Linked DNA regions of Mus musculus: region 1 is linked to region 2. Evidence: chromatin loops called from intact Hi-C (ENCODE). Cell type or tissue: heart. All regions are shown on one strand. Each heading gives the region's core, and the rest is flanking DNA. Links, peaks and the distances in the headings are about the cores only. Region 1 has its middle 170 kb from the start of Gm25602. Region 2 has its middle 650 kb from the start of Gm25602.

The links. Hi-C counts contacts between places; a loop is a spot of excess contacts. Peaks named below come from ENCODE experiments on the same cell type or tissue, not always from the same donor. Only the 100,000 strongest peaks of a DNase experiment are listed, where the experiment ranks them.
Region 1: a loop joins it to region 2, with 13 times the contacts of the local background. A loop is called at or near these places in 2 of 42 quality-filtered maps.

The regions. Positions count from the first base shown.
Region 1 is chr10:54,535,029-54,551,590 of GRCm38, forward strand. No RefSeq gene overlaps it. Among named protein-coding and RNA genes, the nearest start is that of Gm25602, 170 kb to the right of the region's middle. In heart, for the core only: no CTCF peak of the experiment used is centred there; no DNase peak of the experiment used is centred there.
Region 2 is chr10:55,356,402-55,372,963 of GRCm38, forward strand. No RefSeq gene overlaps it. Among named protein-coding and RNA genes, the nearest start is that of Gm25602, 650 kb to the left of the region's middle. In heart, for the core only: no CTCF peak of the experiment used is centred there; no DNase peak of the experiment used is centred there.

The DNA.
Region 1 (16,562 bases), core at 4,242-12,241, 820 kb before region 2:
TCGCCAGCAAAACACACTCGGACAACCGGATCCTTCTACAGCAAAGCTTTATTACTTACTTCTCAGGAAGACCCCGAACGCAGAAAATGGAGCTGCTTAAATACCCCTCTGTGTGACATGTCAGCTCCTGATTAGCTGCTTACCCATTACCCCACTATTACACCCCGGGATGGGCAGTGACTTGGCACAAATTTACTCCAGCACCTGCGCACATTGCTTGTTTACTAGTTAGGCACTGAGGAAGCCAGCGCCATCTTGTAATGGCGATTGTTCACGGCTTCCCACAGGGGGGAAGCTGATACATCTTTGTAGGATTGTCCTAAATGGCTGACTATAGCCAAATGTGCTTCCTTCTCCTGGTGACTGAGAGTGTGACCTGACAGGACATCAACAGGACCTTTCTAGTCCTCTTCAGAGCTCCCCTACTGTAAGCAAGTGGGAAGCATGTGCATGCAGGAGGCAGGAACTTGGATGGCCTGGGAAACCAAGTCCAGGGGATGAGAGGAAGTCATGAAACCAAATTGAAACTGACTTTTGTAAGCTACAGTGATTATTAAACCCTTGGGTGAGACTGGTCAGAATGAAAGAGCTAAATGAAATTGTTTGATATAAACTTGGTTAATAGAATACCTGAGGAAGAAAAGAATCCTTTTTATGTAATTAATAAATTGTAATATGTATCTAGCAGTAATATAATGGAAGATATGTATTATATAAATATGCCATTATTCAAATACTTATTGATTTTACTTAAAATGAGATTGTATAATAGATGTATATGTTTATTTACATACATTAGCATTATAATTTGACTAGATCTCTAATAAATATTTTAGATGTATCTTAAAGTAAAATAGTGTGTTAGTCATGGTTCTGTAAACTAGGTTACAGTACTAGTGAAGGAATGCCTCACTAGTAGGGTAGATGAACCTACTCATGAGAGTAAGGGCAAGAAGGCAAAAATAAAAAAACCTGCCTCTTCTTTAATGTGGACTGCCACAAGAAGGTGTGGCCCAGATTTTTTTGGATGGATTTTTCTCCCTCAAATGATCCAACTGAGAAAAACGATAACAGACATTAGTTCATTCCAGATATAGTCATGTTAGTCAATTATATTAGATTAGGGATTGCAATGTAGATTGGAGACCAGAATTTGAGAATCCCCTAGGGATCCTGCACCAAACTAGAACTCTTGGTACATACAGTTCTATAGGCTGAACAACTACTGGATATTTGGTTTTCCCATGGTGTGACAGCCTTGTTGGATAATCCAGACTACAATTTGTAAGCCATTCTAATAAATCCCATATATTTATCCATATATTAATTCTGTTCCTTTATATAACCTTAACACAGGATTTTACTTTACATACATTTAAAATGTATATGTATGACATCTATTATAATGATAATGTATATGCAACCAAGATTAGTGATAACCAATATTTTTATTATATCATATTTGTAATTTAATTTCTATAGTATGTTTTATACTATATAAAATTATACAATGTGGTGTGACCAGTAGATTTGCATCCCTGTGCATCTATAACTTTGATCTTACTTTTAATTTAAAATTTTTATTTTGTTATTTTTAAGTGTGTGTGTGTGTGTGTGTGTGTGTGTGTGTGTGTGTGTGTGTGTGCATATATGCAATGCTCACATGGGCACAGGTCAACCCAGAGAAATTGGATCCCCTGCAACAGGAGTTACAGGAAATTGTAAGTTGTCCAACATGGTCTGGGAACCTAACTTGAATACTTTCTGCAAGAGCAACAAGTACTTTTAAATGGTAGGCCACATCTCCAGGTAAAGATATAGTTATTTTATTTATTTATACATTTTATTTTGGGGTATGGATGAGCCAGGAATCTAATTATCTTCTTTCTATAGTGCTCACCAACTTTTTGTGTTATTTCTTTCTTCAGTGTGAACTTGGAACACCTTTTATTTTTGGATAGACTTATGTTGTATCTGTGTTACTACTCACATTCAAAGATTTGTATTTTCTTAATTAAGATAAATTTTTATGATGCTTTAAAGTCAGAAGTAACAATTTTCTCTTTACCCTAGATACCCATAGAACTTTAGGATAATTTTTATTAATTCACTGAAAATATGGATATGCTTACTGAAATTGAAATAGATCTACAGCATGATATATGAAAGAATTTATCTTTATATACCTACGATTTTCCCACAATTTGTATTTTTTCCTATGCTTCTGAGCAAAGTCTGGTAAATTTTTTCAGGTAAGCAGGTATCTTAATTTCCTCTAAAGTACGTCTATGTTTTGATTTTTTTTTTATCTGTTTGGTCTTATTGCATTTTAAATATTATGATTCCGTTTTTTAAATTTTATTGATAAGTCAGTATTTGGCTTAATTATTCAATTTAATGAATCACTTTCTTTTTCTAATAGATTGCCAATTGATAATTGGTTAGCATCCTTTTCGTTCCCCACTCTGTTCCACTTATTTTTAAGCAGATAAACATTTGAAAATGTGTTTTTACTTTTCTATTTGTTATCATATTTTATTTGCTTATTTAGTTTTACTGTTTTTCTGATTAAGAGTGAATCAATTGTGTTTGTAGAAAATATTGTTATCATTTCTGTCATTAATGCTCATATTTAGAATTAATGTTTATATATACAATGCCAAAGTGTGAGACTAGCTATGAAACTGATAACTATATTCACTATATTTTAATGAGATTGTCCTTTAGGAGTAGATGTCAAAATTGACCCAACGTGATCTTTTCTTTTTTTTAATTAGGTATTTTCTCCATTTACATTTCCAATGTTATCCTGAAAGTCCCCCATACCCTCCCCCCAACTCCCCTAAACACCCACTCCCACATCTTGGCCCTGGAGTTCCGCTGTACTGAGGCATATAAAGTTTGCACAACCAATGGGCCTCTTTTTCCACTGATGGCTGACTAGGCCATCTTCTGATATATATGCAGCTAGAGACACGAGCTCTGGGGGTACTGGTTAGTTCATATTATGTTCCAACTATAGAGTTGCAGATCCCTTTAGCTCCTTGGGTACTTTCTCTAGCTCCTCCATTGGGGGCCCTGTGATCTAACCAATAGCTGACTGTGAGCATCCACTTCTGTATTTGCTAGGCCCCGGCATAGTCTCACAAGAGACAGCTATATCAGGGGCTTTTCAGCAAAATCTTGCTAGTGTATGCAATGGGGTCAGCATTTGAAGGCTGATTATGGGACCGATCCCCAGATATGGCAATCTGTAGAAGGTCCATCCTTTTGTCTCAGCTCCAAACTTTGTCTCTGTAACTCCTTCCATGGGTGTTTTGTTCGCAGTTCTAAGAAGGGGGAAAGTATCCACACTTTGGTCTTCGTTCTTCTTGAGTTTCATGTGTTTTGCAAATTGTACATTATATCTTGGGTATTCTAAGTTTCTGGGCTAATATCCACTTATCAGTGAGTACACATCATTTGAGTTCTTTTGTGATTGGCTTACCTCACTCAGGATGATGCCTTCCAGGTCCATTCATTTGCCTAGGAATTTCATAAATTCATTCTTTTTAATAGCAGAGTAGTGCTCCATTGTGTAAATGTACCATATTTTCTGTATCCATTCCTGTGTTGAGGGGCATCTGGGTTCTTTCCAGCTTCTGGCTATTATAAATAAGGCTGCTATGAACATATTGGAGCATGCCTCCTTCTTACCAGTTGGAACAACTTCAGAATATATTCCGAAGAGCAGTATTGCGGGATCCTCCAGTAGTACTATGTCCAATTTTCTGAGGAATAGCCACGCAGATTTTCAGAGTGGTTGTACAAGTTTGCAATCCCACCAACAATGGAGGAGTGTTCGTCTTTCTCCACATCCTCACCAGCATCTGCTGTCACCTGAATTTTTGATCTTAGCCATTCTGACTGGTGTGAGGTGGAATCTTGGGGTTGTTTTGATTTGCATTTCCCTGATGATTAAGGATGCTGAACATTTTTTTTTTCAGATGCTTCTCAGCCATTCGGTATTCCTCTGGTGAGAATTCTTTGTTTAGCTCTGAGCCCCATTTTTTAAAGGGTTTATTTGATTTTCTGAAGTCCACCTTCTTCAGTTCTTTATATATGTTGGATATTAGTCCCCTATCTGATTTAGGATAGGTAAAGATCCTTTCCCAATCTGTTGGTGGTCTCTTTGTCTTATTGACGGTGTCTTTTGCCTTGCAGAAACTTTGGAGTTTCATTAGGTCCCATTTGTCAATTCTCGATCTTACAGCACAAGCCATTGCTGTTCTATTCAGGAATTTTTCCCCTGTCCCCATATCTTCAAGGCTTTTCCCCAGTTTCTTCTCTGTAAGTTTCACTGTCTATCATTTTATCAGGAGTTTATTGATCCACTTAAATTTGACCTTAGTACAAGGAGATAGGGATGAATCAATTCCTATTTTTCTACATGTTAACTGCCAGTTGTGCCAGCACCATTTGTTGAAAATGCTGTCTTTTTTCCACTGGAAGCTTTTAGCTCCCTTGTCAAATATCAAGTGAACAATTAGGTGTGTGGGTTCCTTTCTGGGTCTTCAATTCCATTCCATTGGTCTACTTGTCTGTCTCTATACCAGTACCATACAGTTTTTATCACAATTGCTCTGTAGTACTGCTTTAGATCATGGTTGCTGATTCCACCAGTGGTTCTTCTATCCTTGAGAAGAGTTTTTGTTATCCTAGTTTTTTGTTATTCCAGATGAATTTGCAGATTGCCCTTTCTAATTCATTGAAGAAATGAGTTGGAATTTTGATGGGGATTGCATTGAATCTGTAGATTGCTTTTGGCAAGATAGCCATTTTTCACTATATTGATCCTGCCGATCCATGAGCATGGGAGATCTTTCCATCTTCTGAGATCTTCTTCAATTTCTTTCTTCAGAGACTTGAAGTTCTTATCATACAGATTTTTTACTTGCTTAGTTAGAGTCACACCAAGGTATTTTATATTATTTGTGACTATTGTGAAGGTTGTTGTTTCCCTAATTTCTTTCTCAGCTGGTTTATCCTTGTGTAGAGAAAGGTGATTGACTTGTTTGAGTTAATTTTATATCCAGCTACTTCACTGGATCCGTTTATCAAGTTTTGGAGTTCTCTGGTGGAATTTTTAGGGTTACTCATATATGCTATCTTATCATCTGCAAAAAGTGATATTTTGACTTCTTCCTTTCCAACTTGTATCCCCTTGATCTCCTTTTGTTGTCTAATTGCTCTGGCTAGGACTTCAAGTACAATGTTGAATAGGTAGGGAGAAAGTGGGCAGTCCCTGATTTTAATGGGATTGCTTCCAGCTTCTCACCATTTACTTTGATGTTGGCTACTGGTTTGCTGTAGATTGCTTTTATCATGTTTAGGTATGGGCCTTGAATTCCTGATCTTTCCAAGACTTTTATCATGAATGGGTGTTGGATTTTGTCAAATGCTTTCTCCACATCTAACGAGATGATCATGTGGTTTTTGTCTTTGAGTTTGTTTATATAGTGGATTTCATTGATGGATTTCCATATATTAAGCCATCCCTGCATCCCTGGAATGAAGCCTACTTGTTCATGTCGGATTATTGTTTTGATGTGTTCTTGGATTCGGTTAGCGAGAATTTTATTGAGTATTTTTACATTGATATTCATAAGGGAAATTGGTCTGAAGTTCTCTATCTTTGTTGGGTCTTTCTGTGCTTTAGGTATCAGAGTAATTGTGGCTTCATGGAATGAATTGGGTAGAGTACCTTCTGCTTCTATTTTGTGGAATAGATTGTGAAGAACTGGAATTAGGTATTCTTTGAAGGTCTGATAGAATTCTGCATTAAATCCATCTGGTCCTGGGCTTTTTTTTTTTTTTTTTTTTTTTGGTTGGGAGGTTATTAATGACTGTTTCTATTTCTTTAGGGGATATAGGACTGTTTAGATCATTAACCTGGTCCTGATTTAACTTTGGTACCTGGTTTCTATCTAGAAATTTTTTCATTTCATTCAGGTTTTCCTGTTTTGTTGAGTACAGCCTTTTGTAGAAGGACCTGATGGTGTTTTGTATTTCCTCAGGATCTGTTTCTATGTCTTCCTTTTCGTTTCTGATTTTTTTTTTTAAATTAGGATGTTGTCCCTGTGCCCTCTAGTGAGTCTGGCTAAGGGTTTATCTATCTTGTTGATTTTCTCAATGAACCTGCTCCTCGTTTGGTTGATTTTTTTGAATAGTTCTTCTTATTTCCATTTGGTTGATTTTGCCCCCGAGTTTGATTATCTCCTGCCTTCTACTCCTCTTGGGTGAATTTGTTTCCTTTTGTTCTAGAGCTTTTGGGTGTGTTGTCCTGGTGCTAGTGTGTGCTCTCTCTAGTTTCTTTTCGGAGTCACTCAGAGCTATGAGTTTTCCTCATAGAAATGCTTTCATTGTTTTCCATAAGTTTGAGTATGCTGTGGCTTCATTTTCATTAAACTCTAAAAAGTCCTTAATTTGTATCAATGAGAAGAGTGTTGTTCATTTTCCACATGAATGTTCGCTTTCCATTATTTATGTTGTTATTGAAGATCAGCCTTAGTCAATGGTGGTCTGATAGGGTGCAAGGGACAATTTCATTAATTTTATATCAGTTGAGGCCCGTTTTGTGACAAATTATATGGTCAATTTTGGAGAAGGTACCATGAAGTGCTGAGAAGAAGGTATATCCTTTTATTTTAGGATAAAATGTTCTATAGATATCTCTTAAATCCATTTCTTTCATAACTGCTGTTAGTTTCACTGTGTTCCTGTTTAGTTTCTGTTTCCACAATCTGTCCATTGATGAAAGTGGTGTGTTGAAGTCTCCCACTATTATTGTGTGAGGTATAATGTGTGCTTTGAGCTTTACTAAAGTTTCTTTAATGAATGTGGCTGCTGCTGCATTTGGAGCATAGATATTCAGAATTTAGAGTTCCTCTTGGAAGAGTTTAGCTTTGATGAGTATGAAGTGCCCCCCTTGTCTTTTTTGATAACTTTGGGTTGGAAGTCAATTTTATTAGATATTAGAATTGCTACTCCACCGTGTTTCTTCAGATCATTTGCTTGGAAAATTGTTTTCTAACCTTTCATTCTGAGGCAGTGTCTGTCTTTTTCCCTGAGATGGGTTTCCTGTAAGCAGCAAAATGTTGGGTCCTGTTGGTGTAGCCAGTCTGTTAGTCTCTGTCTTTTCATTGGGAAATATGTGAATCCACTGATATTAAGAGATATTAAGGAAAAGTAATTGTTGCTTCGTATTATTTTTGTTTTTAGAGTTGGCATTCTGTTTTTGTGGCTGTCTTCTTTTCGGTTTGTTGAAGAATTACTTTCTTGCTTTTTCTAGGATGTGGTGTCCGTCCTTGTATTTTTTTCCTTCTGTTATTATCCTTTGAAGGGCTGGATTCGTGGAAAGATAATGTGTGAATTTGGTTTTGTCATGGAGTACTTTGGTTTCTCCATCTATGGTAATTGAAAGCTTGACTGGGTATAGTAGCCTGGGCAGACATTTTTCTTCTCTTAGTGTCTTTATAACATCTGTCCAGGATCTTCTGGCTTTCATAGTCTCTGGTGAAAAGTTTGGTGTAATTTTGATAAGCCTGCCTTTATATGTAACTTGACCTTTTCCCTTAGTGCTTTTAATATTCTATCTTTATTTAGTATATTTGTTCTTCTGATTATTATGTGTCGGGAGGAATTTCTTTTCTGGTCAAGTCTATTTGGAGTTCTGTAGGCTTCTTGTATGTTCATGGGCATCTCTTTCTTTAGGTTTGGGAAGTTTTCTTCTATAATTTTGTTGAAGATATTTGCTGATCCTATAAGTTGAAAATCTTCATTCTCATCTACTCCTATTACCCGTACGTTTGGTCTTCTCATTGTGTCCTGGATTTCTTGGGTATTTTGAGTTAGGATCATTTTGCATTTTGCATTTTCGTTGATTGATGTGCCCATGTTCTCTATGGAATCTTCTGCACCTGATATTCTCTCTTCCATCTCTTGTCCTCTGTTGCTGATGCTCACATCTATTGTTCCAGATTTTTTTCCTAGGGTTTCTATCTCCAGCGTTGCTTCACTTTGTTTTTTCTTTATTGTGTCTACTTCCCTTTTTAGGTCTAGTATGATTTTGTTCATTTCCACCACCTGTCTGAATGTGTTTTCCTGTTTTTCTTTGAGGACTTGTAACTCTTTAGCAGTGTTCTCCTGTATTTCTTTAAGGGAGTTATTAAAGTCCTTCTTGATGTCCTCTACCATCATCATGAGATATTCTTTTAAATCTGGGTCTAGCTTTTCAGGTGTGTTGGGGTGCCCAGGATTGGCTGAGGTAGAAGTGCTGGGTTCTGATGATGGTGAGTGGTCTTGGTTTCTGTTAGTAAGATTCTTACTTTTGCCTTTCACCATCTGGTAAAGTCTGGAATTAGTTGTTATAGTTGTCTCTAGTTAGAGCTTGTTCCTCAGGTGATTATGTTAGCCTCTATTTGCAGACCTGGGAGACTAGCTCTTTCCTGAGTTTCAGTGGTCAGAGTACTCTCTGCAGGCAAGCCCTCCTCTTGCAGGGAAGGTGCACAGATATCTGGCGTTTGAGCCTGCCTCCTGGCTGAAGATGAAGGTCGGAAACAGTGCCTGTCCCAGAAGCTGTTAGCTTCTGTAGTCCACACTCTCACCTGTGCAGACTAGTCTTGGGAGGATCCGGCAACCAAGATGGCTCCCTCAGATCCAATGTGACCTTCTCTGAATGCATGAAAATAATTTTGAGTTTTGTCCAAGTACATAGTTTATAAATTTATTGAAAATTGTTAAGGATGTTCATTATTTAGACATACAGCTGTATTTGACTAAGATTATATTAAAATATTCACTTCATATATAATTTATTTATATCATGATACAGTGAAGATAAGATGGCTGAGGCATTGGTGGTACAGTAGGTAGCAGAACTGTCCTGCATTGTACAGAAACATGCAGAAATAAATATATCCTAATTTCTAGACATATCTCATTAAAAACATAGACATCAACACCTTAAACTCTCTGCTACTAGAGGAAAAAATGACATTCTCCTAATTCTTTCACAAAACCCTTGCGAAATGAGTCTCTGTTACTTAGAAAACAGTTAATTCTGGCTTTTTCTTTTCTTGTAAGAACAATTCCAGTTTAAAGAGAGGACTCCAGGCCATACTTTATATTTTCCTTTACGTGATATAACCATTAGTTTGAGTTTAAATGATTATTTCTATGTAGAAGTGTGGCAAAAATCCCCTGTTTTAGGGTAGTGATAGGACATTGATGCAGCATATACTCGATTATATTTTCAAGTTGTCTCAGGTCTTAGAACCAATTCATGTTTTAACCAAAAATTAAATGAAATTCTTCTAATTCAGTTTTGTAGATAGTCGCTCATATTTGAAAATTGTTTTTCACACGATCCTCTGCATGTATAGAATTTACATTCTCACTTTTCTTTTTTGCTACAATGATACCAATGTTTTATTATCTATATCTTAATTTTTAAAATGACATTTCTGTTATGTGGTTGTTTAAATGAGAATATATCCCATAGGATCTTGTGTTTAGATGCTTGGTCCCAGCTAATAGAATAGTTTGGGAAGTATTTAGAGCTGTTACCTTGTTGGTGGTGGTGTGGTCCTGTTGGAAGTGGTATGGTGTTGTTGTAGGAAATGTGATCTTGTTGGAGATGGCCTGTTGCCTGCAGATTAGAATGGTAAGCTTTCAACTACTCTTCCAGCATCATGGCTACCTTCTTCCTGCTTAATGAGCTCTCTTAAACTATAAACAAACCCTTAATCAATGCTTTACTATAAGAGTTTGGTCATGGTTTGCCTTCATAGTACTAGAATTCTAAGATACCATGTTTAATTTCCTTTCAGCTGAGATTTGTGTAACAAACAATAGTTTAGTTAGCCCCATGTTACTTTCTTCAATAGAACATGAAGAGAATGAACATTCTATAGATAAAGGTATTTCTTATTTAACGAAAATTATATTTGTTGTATATCTTGTTGGTAACGTCATCAATATCATTGTGATGATGATGATGATAATGATTACTATGATAAACAAGTGAAGGCAAAAGTTATGTGTATGCAGATCTCTATTCCATTGAACAGATATAGAAGACAGCTTTGTTCAATTGATTCTCCTTTTCTATACTCCCATATATGTCCTGGAATTGAACTTAGAATATCACTAAGCTTGGATAACAAGAAGGTTTCTTTGATGAGTCATCTTCCTGGTCCCCACACAGGTTTATAAGTTTGTCTTTTGGAAATATACTTCTATCAATTTTATATATCTTTTAAACATTAATTTCTGAAAATAAGCAATAGATATTTTAGATATTTAATGTGACAAAAGTAGGCCATCATCTATAACTCTTAAAGTTGTAGACAGAAAGGCTACACTCAAAGCAGTTAAAGGCATAGTTCAAATTAAAATTTCAATGGAAAAATGAACTTAAAAATATTATGCCACAGCTTTAAAAAAAGTCAACAGAAAATTGTCTGAAAATAATTTATAAAAGGCCCAAGGAACTGAGGGATGCTGGGAGAACCTGGAGGGTAGGTCTGCTTTGGTATGTAAAATACGTACCTCAGTCCTTTATCTTAGGGTCTGAAAGCAAGTAAGGAGAAATATGGGAACAGAAAGCAGACCTTGTTAACTGTTCCAGAAGGAAATATGACTCTGCCTATCTTTGAAGGGTTCCCAGTTTCTTGCCACAGAAGTGCTTTCTTGAAGCAGTTATTAACTTGCTTTTTTAGTCCAAGGAGGAAAAGCAGCTTCCCTGATCTCATGTTATGATGTGCTTTATAATCATCCTCTGCATAACTGCCTTTGATATGGGGACTGGTCAGTAAAACTTTCACAGAAGAGTGAAAATTCCTTAGTTATAATGGTGTGAAATCTAGTGGTATAACTTTATAAGATGACTGTGCCTCCTTTTGTAATCAACTGGTGGAATTCACTGAAGAGTTTAAAAGTAGAACTTTTAAATCCTAGTGATACACAGAAAAAGAAAATTCCCCCAACTTCCCATTCTCAACAATATTCCATCAGAGGAATGATGGTTATCATCCTTCCATTTCATGTTTTGCTCCTTCTAAAGTCACCAATAAAAATAACTTTAATAGATATGGTCTTTGTAAGTGATCTATTGCACTGAAGAAACACAATGACTAGAACAACACTTATAGAAAAAAGTATTTAATTGGAGGCTTTCTTATAGTTCCAAAGTTTAGTCTATTATCATGTTGGGGAACATGGCAGCATACAGGCACGTGCTGAAAGCTACATCCTCATCTATAAGGAGAGAGATAGAGGTAGAGGTAGAGGTAGAGATAGAGATAGAGATAGAGATACAGGAGAGAGAGAGAGAGAGAGAGAGAGAGAGAGAGAGAGAGAGAGAGAGAGAGAGAGAGTTAGTTTAGGCCTGGAATGAGGTTTGGAAACCTCAAAGCCCATTCCCCAGGGACACACTTCCTCCAAGAAGGCTATATGTCCTAATCCTTCTAATCCTTTCAAAGAGTTCCACTAGGCAGATATATGAGTCTATGAGGGCCATTATTATTCAAATGGATGCAAATACCTACACTCTTAGATTTACGTGGCTAAAATATCTTATGGATTAGTACACATTTCTTAGGTTTAAAACTTTTTATTGAAATAAATGCAAAAATGGAAGAGAATCAGAAATACCCAGACCCCTATAGCTTGATAAATGAAACAAATTTAACCTACTGCAAATGAGCCATGTGGATATAAGAAAGGACATATTAATCAGCTCTTACTGATTAAGGGGCTGGTATCACTATTAAACTCTGAGATGAATTTCAAAAGCATGCCATGATAGAATGGGTATTTACATTATTAAGAAATCACAGCAACTGATCTTCATCTTGTCTGAGTGCTACATAGAGGTCAAGTTGAAGTTCTCTGCTGATTAACATCGTGACAATTAATAAAGATGATTTAACTTGTCAGTCTAACTTCCCTGAAATCAAGATTACATGGAGCTAGGAGATCCTAATGCTAAACAGCAATGTCCTCTGCTAAAGAAGCAAGAGGTGAGTGGATTAAGACCATTGCTATTTCGGTCCACTTGCAATCTCTGTTCCTAAGGAAGCTGAGGAACATCTTCCATTTGAAATTAGCTAGACCCCAATTTGAAAGCAAAATCCCATAGCTCACTTTTCAGCAAACAACCTCAAACATTTTGAATCAATATAGGAACTCTCAGAACTTGGGAAATTTGAAGCTGGTGTCCTCTTACTGTCTGAAATAATATCCAGTTGTATTTTTAAAGGTGATTTTTCTTGGGATGTCATTTTCTGCTAACATTTGCTCTTATTTCCATTGGCACTGTCTAAATTGTCACAGATTTTGAATTTGGGGGTGAACATTTGCCATCACATATATAAGCAGCTTGCAGTGTATTAATTTGTACTTGTTTCTGTGTTTAAATTACCAAATTAGTGTTTATAGAGCATCTGCTCCAGAAAGCCTTGTTCTAGCTTCTTCCCTAGTCATTCACATCTTATGACTGCTCACTGTTTACTGTTTGCAGAGCAATGACTTAGAAGTCACCCTGATTTTCATTTACTCTTGTGACTCATATTCAGACATTTAAAAAGTTATTTCTGGCTCTTTCAATTTTCAATAAAAAGTTTGACCACTTCTTGACACCTGTGTTCTCCTACCTTACCTGCTGCAATATCATTCACGAGGTCTTAGCTTCTGTTTGGAATGCTCCACTGTATTTACTAAAGAGAAGCCAGAAGCACAATATTAAAATACAGGTCAGATTATATTACTCTCTTTCTCAGTTCTCCAAAGATTCCCATTATGTGGGTATAAAATTTAAGCCATCAACAAGCTCTCCATGACTCTAATAAATGTGTGGCATAGTCAAGTGTTAAAAATGGTTTATCTTTTTCATGATATCATGGAATGCTCTTCCAGGATACATCTCCTGCATTCTTCAGATGCTCATGAGGCAATGTTCTTCCCCACGGGTTTATAGTCAGGGTTATTTTATTATGTTAATGACAGACAGAGAGAGGGAGAAAAAGCAAGGGGAGAGAGAGAAAGAGAGAGAGAGAGAGACAGAGAGACTGAGAGACAGACAGACAGACAGATTTTATTCAGTAGTACTACCATTTGTAAGTTGTTCATATTCCTATAAATAACTGCTTACCTGTGATCCTATAAGTAACCTTAATTACACTTATTTGTTCACCAAGCTTATGAATGAATCATTAATTTTATCTGTCATTCTAGTCATATCTGGACAAATAAACATTTCCTTAATATGGCCTGTTTTCTGTTTAAATGTTTTTGTCATGTCACGTTACATTGGCTTAGGCTTCATTCTTATCAATTCCTACCATTCTGACGACCTGCTGTGTATGTTTCCACAACACTTTCACCAGATATCATTTCATATCCATTTTCAATGGTTTGTATGCTGCATCTGCACCCTAGTACCTTTAGTACAGCTCTCCATCCTTACCCCATACTATATCCTCAGTAAATCTCTTCATCCTCACTCCCATGCTACACCATTAGCACATCACTACATCTTTACTCCTATGTTAAATACCCAGTACAGCTCCTATCATCACATTCAATAGTTTTCCCAATACTCAGCCCTATGCTACACCCTCAGTACAGCTCAGAATCCTTACCCCTCCCCCATGCTACACCCTCAGTACAGCTCAGAATCCTTACCCCTCCCCCATGCTACACCCTCAGTACAGCTCAGAATCCTTACTCCTCCCTCATACTACACCCTCAGTACAGCTCCTCAGAGATGCAGATTTTGTCTCCCTTGATCTCTCTCTGTTCTACATCTTGGATCTAACAGAGATCCTGAACTGGTGCTCAGTACCTATGTAATCCGTGAGTGTACAAATTGGGTGAAAAAGGACAAAGGTGCTACAGAGGAGAATTTATCTTAAAGAGCTGCCTACAGCATTAATGAGGCACACTTTCCATGGGTTAGAATACAGAAAGGAAAGAGAAGAGAAAACGGAGGCCACCAGCTTGGAACTGGCAATCTGCTGTTATGGAACTTTAAGCCAAAGAGCCACACCCATGCAAAAGAACACCCAGTAATACAGACTGAATGCATATGACTCAATAAGGCAGAGCAGAGCATGGTATTTTATTATGTATATTGTGCGGGGCCATCTGTCTCCCTCCTGTTCCTTTTGCCATTCTCTACACTGCCTAATATGGTCTGTGTACATAAATGTTGACTATGACTAATTGATTATTTTTAATATATGCAAGTACAAGTAGAAAATAACACTGAAAAAGAAAACTAAAGTGAAGGCTCTTAAATTACCTTGAGTTACCTGGGACTTAAATTTTCCATGCTGGATAACAAAGATGAATGTGTCCTGGCTTTTGTTTACCTGTTGGGCATTCATCAGAGTAATTTCTTTTGACACAGCACAATATTTCTGAGCTACTTCTAATTAAAAAGAAATTTTGTTAAATTTATTTTATTTTTAATGTTCTGTAATGTTCACATCTGTGATCCTTAACAATTTTTTTAAAGAAACTCCATCCCATCCTTTCCTAGACAATCAAGTTTAAAAGAAGTAGATTCTTATGCTATAAAGAAACATACTGAAGCACACATCTTTGGGTGGGCTATGCAGGGGTTTTCAACGTATTAACTGACAGGGAAAGACCTGTATATTTTCATCAACATATAGATTAAGGTCCCAGACTGAAAACAAAGGGGAGATGAAGAAAGCCAGTAGCATCTCTCTTTCTGCTTCCTGATTGCAGATGCCACAAGCCTACCTGTCATTCGACTACCATCATGTCTTTCTGTCATAAGACACTTTGTTCCCTGCTAAGCCACAAGTCAAAATACATTGCTCCTCATTTGAAAGTGCTTCTTGTCAGGTATTTGGTTCTAGCCAACTGAAAAGCAAGTAATATAATCATTGATTAAAGAAAAAAATATTGGCTTACTGATTTGGTTAGTAGTGGATAAACTTAGTATATAGTCCATAGAATAGAAAGATGGCTTAGGGGTTAAGAGCACTGGCTACTCTTCCAGGGGACCAAGGTTTGATTCCCAGTACCCAAAAAATGACTCTAAAAAGTCTATAACTTCAGTCCCAGGGGGTGTGTTAATATTTTCTGTCCTATGTAGGAACCAGTCACATATATGGTGTACATCCATTCATGCAGACAAACATCTTCATTCATAAAATAATCAAAAAACATAAAAATGTTTTAAAAGTAATGTCACTCCAATTCTCAAGAAGAGTCAGTTGTTCACTTCCTATTCTCAAGCAGCTGAGAATTTAGATTTCAATCACTGCTTCCAGTATTGGAATGTAACTGTGAGCAAGACTGTCCAGTCCCCCAAAGCCAAAGAACTTAAGGTCCTGAAAGATCCAAACAGTGCAAAAATCAGCAAATGCAGTCTCACAGAAAGGAAACATAGATTAGGGGACATTTAGCAAGAAGAACTAAGTTAACTGAGTCAACTTAGTTAACATTAACTAAGAACAAATTTGAACCTTCAAGAATGGCCTTCCTGAGGAGTAACACTGAAACCAGACTGGAAAGACTGGCCTATATCCAAAGCCCAGGGAAAGCAAGAATAGTGACATCCACACATCATCACTGTTGGTATATTATGGCCTTCAACAAATGTAAGAAAGTCCCTATGGGATATTGTGAGTGCTCTGAAAAGCCAGATATATACATTTCCATTTGGTATCAGTCAAACCTTACCCAGGGAAGGCTTACACTGGGCCTCAGGAGTGCAGATTTGCCAGATGGATAAGGGGGGAGGCCTCAGGCTTCAGTGGGAACAGCATGTACACCATCTGAAGGCTGTAACATGGAAGACAAAGTAAACAAGGAGCATGACTAAGCCCCAAACAAAGTAGACAAGATGCTTGGTGGGAACCGGCTGGCTTCGAGGAAGCCTGGATGGCTGAAGGAGTCTTGCTTTTTTATCTTCACATCAGGGCCAGTGGATTTTAGAAGGGCAACTGACTGTTTACAAAACAAAACAAAACAACAAAACAAAACAAAAATGAGAGGTAGTGTTCAGCATAGTCCTTCCTTTCAAAGGCTGTCTGCAGCTAAGTCCAGAAGACAAAGTCTAGCTCTATGAACTAGTGATATGCTCTGACATGGCATCCCTGCTGGCTGAACAACAGCCATAGCCACAGGATGGAGAAACTGCTTCATATTCACAATGACATTGCTACTGGCCTGAACACGGAGAAAAAAGGGGAAATCACATTTTCAAACTGTTTGATTTTTTTTTTTTTTTTGGTTTTTGAGAGATGGTAAATTATGTTGAGTGTGTATTATATTGTTGTTGTGTGTTGGTCAGGTGGTCTTTTTCCAAGCATTAGGAAAAGGCAGACACCCTTTGAAGAAATATAGTTATGAAGATAGCTAAGAATCTTCATGGACTGGTAAATATTTAATGGGAAACCATTAAAAGACATTTTTCTTATGAATAAAAGATCTATCTATCTATCAACTATCTATCTATCATCTACCTCTCTATGTATCTATCA
Region 2 (16,562 bases), core at 2,747-10,746:
TCACAGATTTCTTCCTCATATTCTGGTTACTACACTCTGTGTGATCCCCCTTTCTCCAGTGTTCTTTGAGTCTTGACTAGGGGAGGCTGTGTTTTTCTTGTTCTTGATTTTAGGAGTACTGTAAATATCCTGTAAAACAAGTCTTTATCAGATTCTGGATTTGCAAATACTATTTCTTACTTTGTAGACCATTGCATTCATTATTCTACTGTAAGAAAAAAAAGTACATGAAAAATTCCCAAGAGAGAAAGTTTTTTTTTTAATTTTAGTATATAAATTCAAAGATTTTAATCTATGTTGGCTTGGCTCAACTGCTCTTCAGACTCTTGTACAATAAGAGTTATGCAAACAGAATGTGGTGAAGGAAATCTATTTCATGGCCACCAGGAAAAAACATGCAAAGGAGGAAGTAGGGAAAGTAATGAGAGAAGGGAGGAGAGAGATAGGGACTGGAGTCCTAATACCACTTTTAAGAGCATACCTCTAACAATCTGACTTCTTTTAACTAGATTCCCCGCTTTTTATTGTTATTATTATTAATAATTCCATTTGTTTACATCTCAAATGATATCCGATTTTCCAGTTACCTTCTCCACCAACTCCCCATCCCATGGTATCCCACTTCCCAGTTACACCTCCACAAAAGGTTCCAATACTCCACTGATCACACCTAGGGAAGAAACCTGTAATATCCGGTCTTAGGAAGCATTGTAAGTCTGAAAAATTACCATTGTCTTTTCAATCTATTGAAAGAGTCCTTTGATGTACGAAAGATTTTTGTTTTAAAGATGAAAAATGCAGTTTTCTTTTTGAAGCCTTTAATGTTGGTGTTGTTTTTGAGACCATTTCCAGACTCAGTACAGGGATGATTATGATCTATATTTTCATCTAAGAGATTTTTTTCTTTTTATAAGTAGAGCAATAATACAGTCTCAATTCATTTTCAGGTATAGGTCTTTAGCTATGAGGATATGGCTTTAATTCATGGCAGATGTAAAGCCAGTTTTCATGTGCCATTTTCTGAAGAAATTGTTGAAAGCACTGCCCGACTCAGGCCCCTGTTATGTAGTCTTTGATGCCCATCTTTAGTATATGACCATATCCATGAGAGCTAATATCTGTCTCCATATTCTATTCTAGCTAAGTCTCTTTTCTCTCTCTCTCTCTCTCTCTCTCTCTCTCTCGCTTGTGATGGTTTGTATATTCTTGAACCAGGGAGTGGCACCATTTGGAGGTGTGGCCTTGTTGGAATAGGTGTGACCTGGTTGGAGTAGGTGTGTCACTGTGGGTGTGGGCATAAGATCCTCACCCTAGTTGCCTGGAAGTCAGTTCTTCCACTAGCAGCCTTTGGATGAAGACATAGAAATCTCAGCTCTACCTGCACCATGCCAGCCTGGATATTGCCATCCCTTGATGATAATGGACTGAACCTCTGAACCTGTAAGCCAGCCCAAATTAAATATTACTTTTTATAAGACTTGCCTTGGTCATGGTGTCTGTTCACGTCAGTAAAACCCTAACTAAGACAGTGCTAGTATCACAATAATTCCACCTCATTTCTGTGATTGACTTAATAGGAAGAATCATCAGTCCATAGTTATATACCAAATGAAAGCTTAGTGCCAGATAGCTTCATTCTAAAAGCCTACTAACATTTAAAAACATAAATACTTCAGTTTTATTCTTTTTCCAGGTTGTTTTAATTATTGGCTCTCCTCTGAGATTCCATGTAAATTTTATATGTATTTTTGTATTTCTGCAACACATGCCAGGGTTTGAGAACATACTAAATTAAATCTGTAGATTCTTTTATGTCGTATTAAGGTTTAAATAATATTACATTTCCTTCTCAGTCAAACATGATCTATTTCTAGGATTTATCACATATTAGAACATAAATCATGTCATCAAATTTCAGACTGAAATTACAAGAATTTCCTATGGCCACAGAAGATAAATTATAAATTAATTACTAAAGTAATTTGGAAAGCTAACCAATATGGAGAAACTAAATAGCATACATCTAAAAAGACAGTGGTTGAAAGAATAAATCACATGAGCAATTAGAAAATATCCTGAAACAAATAAAAGTCCATTGAAACTAATGTGAAACCCAACACATCAAACTGATGATCTTTAGCTACAGAAGCACAAACAAAAACACATACACACACACACACACACACACACACACACACACACAAACACACACACAAACACACACACACACACACACACACACACACACTCACACACACACACTCACACACACCATTTTTAAAATCTATAATGGAAATGAGACATTACCGCTAATGGCAAAGAAATGCAAAGGATCAAAAGAGACTATAAAGAAGAAGTTAACATCAGATTACATAGTCTAGAAAAATGGATAATTTCATAAATATAAGCAACCTTTGAAGTACTATTGTGAAAGAATATCAGCCCAAGACTCCAACATGAGTGCAAAGAAGCAGTCAGTAATTAACCTCACAGCAAGTAAAAGCTTTTTAAGGTGCACATGTTTGATTTACAATTTTAGATGTCATTCTTTTCTCCCAGACCAAGAGTCTGTGTTTGGGGCTATTTAATGGTGCTCACTGTTGAGCAGAGGGCATATAAAAGGAGTCCTGCTCATCAGCATTATTCTCAGGTAGTTGAAGTCATTTCTCTAACCACATCTGGACTTCTATCTCCAAGGCAAATTTTGTAAGGTACATTAAAAAACCAACTAAACAAACAAACAAACAAGCAAAGGAAATTAGCTAATGTGGCATCTAAAGTTGTATATTTTCAAGAAATAGATTACACAATTCAGTCACATTTATAACACTAGTTCTACATTGGCCACACACAAAAATAATCTTATTTTTAAAGAGACTTTTATTTTAACCACAATATACTAAATAGAAATATTTCAGATCACTGAATAACCTGACCCTTAAGGGAGGATGTATTTTAAACACATTTTTTATAGTAAGATTATTTGCAATGATAATATTGGATATATTCATGAGGTTTTAGAATATGTATATAAATATATGCTAGTGCACTATGCTATTGTAATCAAGGGATCCTGAATCCAAACCAGTAGTCACCATCACTCTTAGACATAGTGAAGGCATTCACAAAGTGCACTACTCAGAGACTACTATGAAGCTGTCATTATTTTCACCTCATATCATTTCTGCTTGTGGATTTTTATCTTCATTCCCAGGGTCCTGGTAATGTAGGCATTGCTTGTGTGTTGGCAGTTAGCAAAGCAAAGCAGTATCGAGATAATCACTTATTTCTAGGTTTAAAGAAAGACAATGTTGTCATCACTTTATCATCTAAGTATTTGTGCTGCCTTACACAATTCTTTTAATGTAGAATTTTGTTTGACTGCTTCTCACTTTGTTTTTTTACCATAGAAAACAATAAAAAAATATGTCTATTTATTCCAGGATGATACTACTTGTTATATCAAAGAATTGTATTTTCTCACAGAAACTATGCTCACTGGTGAATGGTGCACTAATAGGCGGGGTGTGAGCTTCTGGAATTTTTAGGAGAGGAAGGCAGTGCAGTAGGCACGTAAGCTGCACGATTTGGCATGAAGAAGATAAAGTCTGATCATAGTTTTGAGATTGTGAAATCCTTTCATCCTGTTCTAGAGCCATGGATATAAAAGTAGATTAAATGGCATATAATGCTCTGCAAATGTAAAGTGTGATCGGATTATTACTCATTGCTCTGCCCATCTTCACAGAAGGATAATTTGACCTCTCAGAAATGTTCACATTATGTGCTAGTTTAAATTAAAGATAAATCTTCCAGGTGCCTGAAGGGGGACCAGATGATATCCTATTTCTTATAGTCTCATCAGTCTATTAAAAGCTGGTATTACCTTTGTGTAATCTTATTACATGCCATCTTACTGGCGTGCTCTTTTAAAATGTCCAAAAGCTTTCTCTGAACTAATTATTCCTTCTGGAAGGCTCACCTGTAACCTGTTGAGTGGCAATTATTTTATTACTGAATGGTTAATTCTCAATTAAAATGATAGAGACATTTTCTTTTATCTTTCCTTACGTTACCACATTATTATAGGATATCTTTTGCTAAGGTTGAATAGAAGAATAGAGTGGAGGCTTTTTCCTCCTTTGTTAAATTCATCACAGAGCATTCATTTTGAACCAGCTTTACTGTCCTGTTCTAGGAATACAAAATATATAAGATCATTATGTAAAAAAAAAAAAGGAAGTTTTTAACAGTTTTATATTTGAAGCTTGATAAAAGCCTGAGGTGTCAAATAACATGAATAACCTTTGATAGGATGAAAAACTCTGCTCAAAATATGTCCTGTCAACTCACAAGATAAGAGCTTTTGTGATAAGGCCTTTGGAATAATTCTTTGAAAATTATCATTGTCTCAAATAATTTTTCTCTACAATGTTTACAAATAGAAATGGGACCATCTGTGAATAATTGATTCACTGAACAAACATTAAGACTGAACATATAAAGATTAAATAATTACATTAATACGTGTTACAAATTTTAAAATTTTCTTTACACCTTAGAGACGTCAATCTTTGTTATAATTTCTGCTAAATGTTCATTTTTAAGGAATAACAGTGTGCATATATCTTTTATTATGGTTACCTATTTCAAGTCACTGTTAAGTTATATAAGTAAAACCCAGGAAATACAGTTTCATTGTGTTTCATTTTATGTGATGAAGACATAACAGGTAGGGAGGCACGGCACAGGAGGGGAAACTTGACTTACCACACTTCATCCTCACAGAGGAAGTGGAGAGAGGGAAGAGGAAGTGGGACCCAGCTAGAAGCCCTCAAAGCTCCCCTCCCCTCCCCAGCTGCATCCTTCCTTTAGGAAGTCTTTGCTTCCATTATCGTTTTCAGTGATGCTTTCCCCTGGAAAATGAACTATGTAAATAGAATCAATTCTAAGAGTAGGAGAACTCGGGGGACTTCTTCTAGGTCATCCTTAGGATGAGTGGGAGGAGCACAGCCAGATTCTGAGTTCTGACAACCGCCTTCTTAGCCTCAAAGTGAAAAGAACATTAGTTACAGAGGCCTATCTTCCTCAATGTGGTTTCTTAGAGATCTTGTAAAATTATAGCATAATTCAAAGAAAATCAACATCACTTAATTTTACAGTGACTTTTCTAGGTCTTGTTTCTGCAAGTAGAGGTTATATGGCATAGGGTGAATATTCACCTTCACTATGTGTGACCATATCAAAGTCTTTTTTCACCTAATGTTATTTTATTAAATTCTGTAAGTTCAGTGTCTGTCAAATTATATTTTTAGTGCAGTAGGAAAATTAGAAATGTCTGCTACAACATCTGGATTTTTTTTTTTTACTTCTCATTTAATTTTGTTCATAAAGTTAATAAAGATCCATGGACATGGTGCCTATTAAGCTGTCAGCTGCAACATTATTGGGACATGAAGAATAACTTACATAATTATCATATTGCATGTTGTTATGTTTCCCATAAAAAGAAGCAAAGAACTTTGCTTCTTAATGTAGGAGAGGAACAAATGTAGAAATTGCTTGGTGGAAAACAGAAGGGAAGACAGGGCAAAAATGTATAGCAATCTTACAAACTAGGGATGTGATAGAATTCTATAAAACCAAACAGGTGTAGTTGCATCTTGAATTAAATTTAGTTTGACAAACCTTGAGCCATCTGGCTGGCCCAAGCTTTTAATTTTTAGAATTGAAGAAAAGGATAAGTATTTATGTTGAAAATTTTATCAAGCCCAATGATTAATTAAATAAAACATATTCACATTTAGAAAAATCATACTTGATTGAGACCCTGAACTGTGTATGTAGAAGCCAAGCCAATTAGGTTCCCTTCTTATGAGCTATATTCCTGATAACCTTCAACTCAAAAACCAGTCAGTCATTAGTGTTGGTAGATTTAAGCTTTGTGCTCCGTTGGGACTGCTTTCTTCTTCGTGATTACTTTCAATTATATTCTTTTAAGAAAGTTCTTTTTTAAAATTTTTTTTGCCTTTTTTATTAGATATTTCCCCCATTTACATTTCAAATGCTATCCTGAAAGTTCCCTATATCCTCCCCCCATGCTGCTCCCCCACTCACCCATTCCCACCTCTTTGCCCTGGCATCCCCCCGTACTGGGGGATATAAAGTTTGCAAAACCAAGGGGCCTCTCCTCCCAACGATGGCTGACTAGGCCATCTTCTGCTACATATGCAGCTAGAGATACAAGCTCTGCGGGTACTGGTAAGTTCATATTGTTGTTCTGCCTATAGGGTTGCAGACCACTTCTGCTCCTTGGGTACTTTCTCTAGCTCCTCCACTGGGGCCCCTGTGTTCCATCCTATAGATGACTGTGAGCATCCACTTCTGTATTTGCCAGGCACTGTCATAGACTCATATGAGAGCTATAACAGGGTCGCTTCAGCAAAATCTTGCTGGCATATGCAATAGTGTCTGAGAGGGATGGATACAAAAATGTGGTACATTTACACAATGGAGTATTACTCAGCTATTAAAAAATGAATTTATGAAATTCTTGGGCAAATGGATGGATCTGGAGGATATCATCCTTAGTACGGTAACCCAATCACAAAAGAAGTCACTAGATGTGCACTCACTGATAAGTGGATATTAACCCAGAAACTTAGAATACCCAAGATACAATCTGCAAAACACTAGAAAATCAAAAAAAAGGGAAGACCAAAGTGTGGATACTTCATTCCTCCTTAGAATAGGGAACACAATACCCATGGAAGGAGTTGAAGAGACAAAGTTTGGAGATAAGACGAAAGGATGGACCGCCAAGAGAGTTCTTATATTGTGAATTTACACAAAGAAATGGACTACTCATTTATGCACATAACCTCCAGTTTTTAATAAATATATGGAAAGAAACTGAAAATCACCTCCCTTGAACTGTGTCAAGATTAAGTGTCTAAAGTCCTAGGTGGGTTTTTCTGAGAGTCACAGGTAATCTATAATTTTATTTCAAAAATGTAAAACCTCTCTCAATTCATTTGTTACAATGGGGGCATTTTTTTTTCATTCCCTACTGCCATTCTGGGCTAATATTTACCACCACACTGAGAATCATCTTTTACTGAGACATTTTATCCCCTTCATAACTGCGTATCAGTGAATATTTCTTAAAATTAACATAAAAGTAGAAAAGTAAAAACTAGAGAAAAGGCAAAACTATGATGAATGGGAGATGGCTATACATAGGCATTTATGTAAATATTTTGTCCCCTAACGCCTATATGAGAGTCAGAATGTTGTAAAAAATAAAAAGTGCTCTAGTTTTCAGAATTGTTTTTAAAATCTACAGGGAATGTTTTGTTTTTAAGTAAATAATACAAACAATATTTGGTAGATCAATTATATCATAACAACTAAGTATAGCTAAGAATTATTCTAATATGTATTTGTCATGATATTATATAAAAGCCAAACAAACTTTCTAGAAATATATGAATGAGATCCAAATATTTGAATTTTTACTTTCAAAGATAATTTATACATAAAGTGGAAATATTTTCCATTTCAAACAAGACACTAGATAATAATATTAATATCATTTGTTGGAGCCATTACATGACAATTAGTTCATTCCTCCATGATACTAACAGATTTTTTTGCCTCTAACGTAAATGTCTTGAGAGTGAGGATCCCAAGTAATATATTTAACAGAAAATTCAATCTGAAATCTCCAGTTTTGCTCATAATGCGTAACATGCTTTTATAGCATCCAGCTATCTTCTAAATATCTAAGTAGTAACTGGATATTATAGGAGTATTTTTTAGTTAATTGGTTTTTTATTTATTTACATTTCAAATGTTGTCCTCCTTCCTGGTCTCCCCTTCAGAAACCTCCCACCCCATCCCAACTCACATTTGCTTCTCTGAAATTTCTCCAACACCCACCCACCCAATCCTGCCTCACCTCTCTAAAATCCCCCTAATCTGGGGCAACAAGGTTACACAGGAACAAGTGCCTCACTTCCCATTGATGCCAGATGAGGCAATCCTGTGCTACCTCCATAGTTGGAGCCATGGTCTCATCCATGTATACTCTTTGGTCAGTGGTTTAGTCGCTCAGAGCTTTGGAGATTCCAGTTATTTGATATTGTTGTATTTCCATTGGTGTTGCAATCCTCTTCAGCTCTTTCAGTCTTTCCCTTAACTCTTCCTTTAGTGTCCCCGTGCTCAATCCGATGGTTGGCTGTGAGTATATGCATATGTCTTAGTGAGATGCTGGCAGATCCTCTCACAGGACAGACATACTAGGCAATTGTCTGAGAACAATTCTATTCCATTGGTCTACCGGTCTGTCCCTGTAACAGTACCATGCAGTTTTTTTACCACAATTGCTCTGTAGTACAGCTTGAGGTCAGGAATGGTGATTCCACCAGAGGTTCTTTTATCTTTGAGAAGAGTTTTTGCTATCCTAGGTATTTTGTTATTCCAGATGAATTTTCAACTTGACCTTTCTAACTCTGTGAAGAATTGAGTTGTGATTTTGATGGGGACTGCACTGAATCTGTAGATTGCTTTCTAAAAGATAGTCATTTTTACTATGTTAGTCCTGCCAATCCATGAGCATGGGAGATCTTTCCATCTTCTGAGATTTTCTTAGATTTTTTTCTTCAGAGACTTGAAGCTCTTATCACATAGATCTTTCACTTCCTTAGTTAGAGTCACACTAAGGTATTTTGCATTATTTGTGACTATTGTGAAGGTGCTGTTTCCCTAATTTCTTTCTCAGTCTGTTTATCCTTTTTGTAAAGAAAGACCACTGAATTGTTTGAGTTAATTTTATATCCAGCTACTGCACTGAAGCTGTTTATCAGGTTTAGGAGTTCTCTGGTGGAATTTTTAGGGTCATTTATATATACTATTATATGATATGCAAATAGTGATATTTTGACTTCATCCTTTCTAATTTGTATCCCCTTGATCTTCTTTGTTGTCTAAATGCTCTGGCTAGGACTTCAAGTACAATGTTGAATAGGTAGGGAGAAAGTGGGTAGCCTTGTTTAGTCCCTGTTTTTAGTGGGATTGCTTCAAGTTTCTCTCCATTTTGTTTGATATTGGCTAATGGTTTGCTGTATATTGCTTTTCTTATGTTTAGGTATGGGCCTTGAATTCCTGATCTTTCCAAGACTTTTATCATGAATGGGTGTTGGATTTTGTCAAATGCTTTCTCAGCATCTAAGAGATGATCGTGTGGTTTTTGTCTTTGAGTTTGTTTATATAGCAGATTACGTTGATGGATTTCGGTATATTAAACCATCCCTGCATCCCTGGGATGAAGCCTACTTGATCATGATGAATGATCTTTTTTGATGTGCTCTTGGATTTGGTTTGTGAGAATTGTATTGGTTTTTTTTTTGCATCAATATTCATAAGGGAAATTGGTCTGAAGTTCTCTTTCTTTGTTGGGTCTTTGTGTGATTTAGGTATCAGAGTAATTGTGGCTTCATAGAATGAATTGGGTAGAGTACCTTCTGTTTCTATTTTGTGAAATAGTTTGAGGAGAATTAGAATTAGGTCTTCTTTTAAGGTCTGAGAGAGCTCTGCACTAAACCCATCTGGTCCTGGCTTTTTTTGATTGGGAGACTATTAATGACTGCTTCTATTTCTATAGGGGATATCGGCTATTTAGATCATTAATTGGATCCTGAATTAATCTTGGTACCTGGTTTCTGTCTAGAAAATTGTCCAGTTCATCCAGGTATTCCAGTTTCGTTGAGTATAGCTTTTTGTAGTAGGATCTAATGATGCTTTGGTTTTCCTCAGATTCTGTTGCTATGTCTCCCTTTTCATTTCTGATTTTATTAATTAGGATGCTTTCCCTATTCCGTCTAGTCAGTCTGGCTAAGAGTTTATCTATTTTGTTGATTTTCTCAAAGAATCAGCTCCTGGTTTGGATGATTCTTTGTATACTCTTTGTTTCAACTTAGTTGACTTCAACCCTGAGTTTGATTATTTCCTGCCATCGACTCTTCTTGGGTGAATTTGCTTCCTTTTGTTCTAGAAATTTTAGGTGTGCTATCAAGCTGCTGGTGTGTGCTGTCTCTAGTTTCTTTTTGGTTCCACTCAGAACTATGAGTTTTCTTTTGTGTCATAAGTTTGGGTATATTGTGGCTTTATTTTCATTAAACTCTAGAAAGTTTTTAATTTCTTTCCTTATTTCTTCCTTGACCAAGTTATCATTGAGTAGAGTGTTGTTTAGCTTCCACATCAACATTTGCTTTCCATTATTTATGTTTTTATTGAAGATCAGCCGTAGTCAGTGGTGATCTTGTAGGATGCATGGGATAATTTCAATATTTTTATATCTGTTGAGGCCTGTTTTGTGACCAAATATACGTTCAATTTTGGAGAAGTTACCATGACGTGCTGAGAAGAAGGGATATCCTTTTGGAGGGGGGGGGGCAGGGTAGAATGTTCTGTAGATATCTGTTAAACCTATTTGTTTCATAACTTCTGTTAGTTTCACTGTGTCTCTGTTTAGTTTCTGTTTCCAGGATCTGTCCTTTGATGAGAGTGGGGTGTTATAATCTCCCACTATTATTGTGTGTGGTGCAATGTGTGCTTTGAGCTTTACTAAAGTTTTCTTAGTGAATGTGGATGCCCTTGTGTTTGGTGCATAGATATTCAGAATTCAGAGTTCATCTTGGAAGATTTCACCTTTGATGAGTATGAAGTGCCGCTCCTTGTTTTTGTTTGTTTGTTTGTTTGTTTTTTTAACTTTGGGTTGTAAGTGGATTTTATTCAATATTAGAATGGCTACCCCAGCTTGTTTCTTCAGACCATTTGCTTGGAAAATTGTTTTCTAGCCTTTCACTCTGAGGTAGTGTGTGTCTTTGTCCCTGAGGTGAGTTTCCTGAATGCAGCAAATTGTTGAGTCCTGTTTATGCAGCCAGTCTTGTTAGTATATGTCTTTTTATTGAGTCCATTGATATTAAGAGATATTAAGGAAAAGTAATTGTTATTTCCTGTTATTTTTGTTGTTAGAGTTGGAATTCTGTTCTTGTGGCTATCTTCTTTTAGGTTTGTTGAAGGATTACTTTCTTGCTTTTTCTAGGGTATCATTTCCCTCCTTGTATTGAAGTTCCCCCCCCCTTTTTCCCCCTTTGAAGGGCTGGATTTGTGGAAAAATTTTGTGTGAATTTGGTTTTGTCATGGAATACTTTGGTTTCACGATCTCTGGTAATTGAGAGTTTTGCTGGGTATAGGAGCCTGGGTTGGCATTTGTGTTCTCTTAGGGCCCATATAACATCTCTCCAGGATCTTCTGGCTTTCATAGTCTCTGCTGAGAAGTCTTCTGTAATTCTTATAACTCTGCCTTTATATGTTACTTGACATTTTTCCCTTACTGCTTTTAATATTCTATCCTTATTTAATGTATTTGTTGTTCTGATTATGTGGCAGGAGGAATTTCTTTTCTGCTCCAGTCAATTTGGTGTTCTGTAGGCTTTTTGTATGTTCATGGGCATCTCTTTCTTTAGGTTAGGGAAGTTTTCATCTATAATATTGTTGAAGATATTTCCTAGCCCTTTAAGATGAAAGTCTTCATTGTCATCTATGTCTATTATCTGTAGGTTTGGTCTTCTCCTTGTGTCCTGGATTTCTTGGATGTTTTGAGTTAGGATCTTTTTGCATTTTCTTTGATTGTTGTGTCCCTATTTTCTATGGAATCTTCTGCATCTGAGATTCTCTCTTCTATCTCTTGTATTCTGTTGCTGATGCTCGTATCTATCTTTTCTGATATCTTTCCTAGGATTTCTATCTTGAAAGTTGTCTTCCTTTGTGATTTCTTTATTGTTTGTACTTCCATTTTTAGATCCTGGATGGTTTAGTTAAATAACTCACTCTGTAGACCAGGCTGGCCTTGAACTCAGAAATCCGCCTGCCTCTGCCTCCCAAGTGCTGGGATTAAAGGCATGAGCCACCACTGGCCAGCTCTTTTCCTGTAACTCTTTAAGGGGTTTTTGTGTTTCTCCTTTTTAAGGGATTCTAGTTGTTTTCCTGTATTTCTTTAAGGGTGTTATTTATTTCCTTTTTAAATTCCTCTATCATCATCATCAGACGTGAGCTTAGATCCATGTCTTGCTTTTCTCATGTAATGGTGTATCCAGGACTTGCTATGGTGGGAGAGTTTGGTTCTCATGATGCCAAGTAACCTTGGTTTCTGTTGGTTCTGTTCTTATGCTTGCCTCCCGCCATCTGATTATCTCAAGTGCTTGCTGCCCTCAATATATCTGATTGGAGCCTGTCCTTCCTACAATCCCAGTTGATTCAGGACTCCTCAGAGTCCAGCTTTCTCTGTGATCCAGTGTTTCAGGGCTTCTGTGAACCTGAGATTCTGGATGTGTCAGAGTTCTTGGCAGTCAAGCTTCCTCTGAGACCCTGAGATCCTGGTGTGACCAAGATCCTGTTATACTGGGATCCTGGAATCCTAAGATCCTGACTGTGTTACAGTGCCTGGAAGTGATGTCTCCTCTGGGGACCTTAGGTCTGTCTGGTGTGTTTGAAACCAAACACTGATCAGAAGGAACCCAAACTGCTTGTCAGGCAGGGCTCCTGTGTCCTTGCTTCTGCTGTCATAGGCCTGTCACTATTGATTTGGAACAGATGTTGTGATCCACTCATCAGTGATCCTAAGATCATGTGGAGAGTCCCCTGGGAACCTAGGGACCGTCACCTGAGTTCTTGCCCAAGGTGACCAGGAGCTGGAGCTGACCGGAGTGGCTCCTGTATTTCTTTAAGGGAGTTATTTATGTCCTCCTTAAAGTCTTTTGTCATCTTCATGAGATGGGATTTTACACCAGAATCTTTTTTTTTCAGGTGTGTTTAGGTATTCAGGGCTTGCTGTAGTAGGAGAACTGGGTTCTGATGTTGGCAAATGGCATTGGTCTTTGTTGTTTATGTTCTTGTAATTGCCTCTCAGCATATCATTATCTATAGTATTTACTGGCCTTGTTGTATCTGATTGGAGCCTATATCACTTGTGAGCCTGGTTATGCTGGACCTTCTTGGGTCAGTCTGACTCTGGGTGTGAGAAAACGTCTGGAGTGTCTGGGCCATACCTCCTGGGAATCATGATGACTCTGGATATGGGTTGGGTGGTGATTGCTAGAACATATGATTTGCCCTTGGGCACAGCTGCAGACTGGACCAAAAGGAAGATATACCTCTGGCAGGTCAGAAGGTACTGTGTCCTCTAGGCCCTGGGTAGGTTAGATCAAATATTGGAGTGGGGGGGTGGGACTCACCTGTGAGCCTTATGGTATCAGAATTCCTGGAAGATCAAGCTGTCTCTGGGTATGGGTGTGGGGGGTCTGAAGCACATGATCTACTCATAGGAAGTCTTTATATTTCTTTTCTTTAGGAAAACATTTGTGGTGGCAGTTGGCATTTTTCATTGTAATTGTGAGTATTAAGTCCTGTGAGAAACTTAGAAATGAGTGACACTGTTGACTGAGAAGCAAGAAAGATATGGGAGTTAAGCAAAACTTCAGAAGACCCAATTGTGGTCTTGCTCAGTGAATATAGCTTAATGAGAAAATTATGCTACATACTTAGAAATCATATGATCAGCACAACATAATAAATGCTCCAGCACATGTACAAACATATATGATATATGTACATACTTATATAAACATTTTATGCAAAGTACCCAGATAAGGTGAAAGTAGATTGGTAGTAAAATAAGCAATCATCCTTCAAGAAGTATAGGAAAAGTTAGTATTGATTTGAATATTTATTATAAAAGAAATTTTAAGCTAAATGCTGTTTACAACAATAATAATATGATTGTTAAAAGATAGAATGATAGCTACCATATGTCACTTTTGTGCAGGAACTGAGAAAAATTTTGTGGATTGGGTAGGACAAAAGTCCCTATGTCTGGGAGGCAAATTGCTAACAAAAGGGACATCAGAATCATCTTAGGAGGCTCTTAGTTTTAGTAATAAAAAATTTAAGAGTGGACTCAATGTAAGCTCAAGACAATATTATTAAAGTAGAAATGTAACGTTACAAGACAGGGAAGATGTGAACTTTAGATGCTGCCAGGAAGAGGAGGCAAGAAGTGCAAATGCCATGCCCTTAAACTGGCATGGACTTCAGACATGTGACTGGGAGGGACACCTGATAGAAAGAATAGTTAAGTCCTAAATGTCATGGCGATGAAGGCTGTGGTTTACAAATTTTTAAAGAGAAAGGCATGCTTAGGAAAGATATAAAAGAAAGAAAAATAAAAGTTACACTTTTCAGGATAATTCTGAAAATTGTATAGACCTAAGACTCTTGCATGGTTATGGATTATAAGCTCCTGTCAGAGGGGCAGGGAGTCTCGGAAGGAAAACTACAACATTTCATTAAAGAACAAATCAATTCATCCATCTTTTTGCATGGTTTAAGATGATCCCACCTTTCTATAAGAAGTCCCTTAGCCAAAGAAATTGAAGCACTTCAATTGGACGGTCTCCACTCTTCTGGTCTCTTGGACTGGAGTTTTGTTTTGTTTTCTACCCAAATACTGCTGGTGCTTACACTCAGGCACGAGAGCCTATTTAGTCAATTATTTATATCTGTAAATTGTATATCTTGAATTGCAAAGGGTGAAAACACTAACTATAAAAGTAGCAATTTTCACAATAATATTTTCTACAAGATTAAAGAATACATAATAGCATGATTGTCCCATTTTTGCCCCTAAACAACCTCTATTTGCAATTCAAGCATCAATTTCCTGCCAGTTCTTTGCATTTCTCTACATTGCCTATGGACAAATACAAATTAAGTCAGAGGAAGGCAAAAGACAAAGGGCGAAATGAGGGTTTCCTTTTACAATTAACAAAACAAACAAAATTAAAGTTTACCCTTCTCCTTCCAAACAAAAAAACAAATAATGGGAAGACAGCAGTTCATCTCTAAAAGTTGGTTTTAAATTGCACTTGAATAATTGTACTTTCCTCAATAATTTCCCAATAAAAACCATAAATCTCTAATAACAAATGGCATAAAGTTTCTTCTAATAAGGAAAGTTTTCACTTTGGTTTTTAGAACTTACCTTTGAAAAGGCTTCTGTCTGCCTTCATTCTATGACTTTCTGTAAGTGAGGAATGAACGTTATCAACTTCATCAAGTTTATTCTTGCTGCCACAGACTTCACTCTTTACAAAAGATGAAATCAGCACAAGAGAAAGTAGTAGGATATACATTATTCCCAGAGAAACCACTGCACAAGTATTTAAGAAAATATGTTCCTTTACAACACATAAAACATTTGTTTCCAAATGACAACAGAGTGTGGGAATAAAGTGATGTTCTAATCTATACAATTAACCCCGACTGTTTCCACTATTGGATCGGAAAGCGTAATTAATGTAGCATTGGTTTGCCAGTGATTAACTTTTAGAAAAATAAGTTATAGTTACATTTAGATGATTATGGTGTTCAGAATCCTACCATTGAATTGAAATGGATAATCTGAGTCATCAGGAAGTTGTCAGCTGACAGCTACCTTTTTAAAGATTAGTTGTAAGAGATTAGATATTTTATAAACATTTTATTTTTAGAAAATATGCCTTCAAAACTAGTTTTTAAAATCCTACATCAGTAATTGCTATGAAGTAATTAGGTAACTCAATGTTGACATTCTTCCAATTATAAACCAAGAATGATAAAACCAATGTCAAAACTATTGTCCTGAAAAATAAATGAATGTTCACTTTATGTTTCTTTGTGGAAAAGGCATGATTTCCATTGTTTTCAAAATCAAACATTTATATGCTCTAAAAAGAAGCCTGAATATGTGTCCTAACGTTTAGTTAAAGATAAATATTTCAAGTGAAGTTCACAACTTAGTTACTTTTTTATTGCTATGAAAAAAATACACTAATCAAGGCAATGTATAGAAGCAAGATTTTATTAGGAGTGTATGGATGCAGAGGGTTAGAGTCAATTACATCATAGCAAGGAACATGACAGGAGTTGAACTTGGTACTGGAGTAGTAAGCATGGTACTGGAATAGTAGCGTAACTCATATCTTTTTGTTTGTTTGGTTTTGATTTTGTTGTTCTTTTCTTTTCTTTTTTTATTGGATATTTTTCTTACATTTCAAATGTTATTCCCTTTCCCGGTTTCCCTTCCGGGAATCTCATATTCCAACTTTCCTCCACCTGCTTCTATGAGGATGCTCACCCACCCACCCACTCTCACCTCCCCGCCTCCTCATTCCCCTACACTGGGGCATCAAGCCTTCCCAAGATCAAGGGCCTCTCCTCCCATTGATGTCTGTCAAGGCCATTCTGTGCTACATATGGAACTGGAGCCATGGGTCCCTCCATGTGTACTCTCTGGTTGATGGTTTAGACTTGGGAACTCTGGGGGGTATGGTTAGTTAATATTGTTGTTCTTCTAGGGGGTTGCAAAACCCTTCAGCTCCTGCAGTTCTTCCCCTAACTATTCCATTGGGGTCCCTGTGCTCAGTTGGATGGTTGGCTCTAAGCATTCACCTATGTATTTG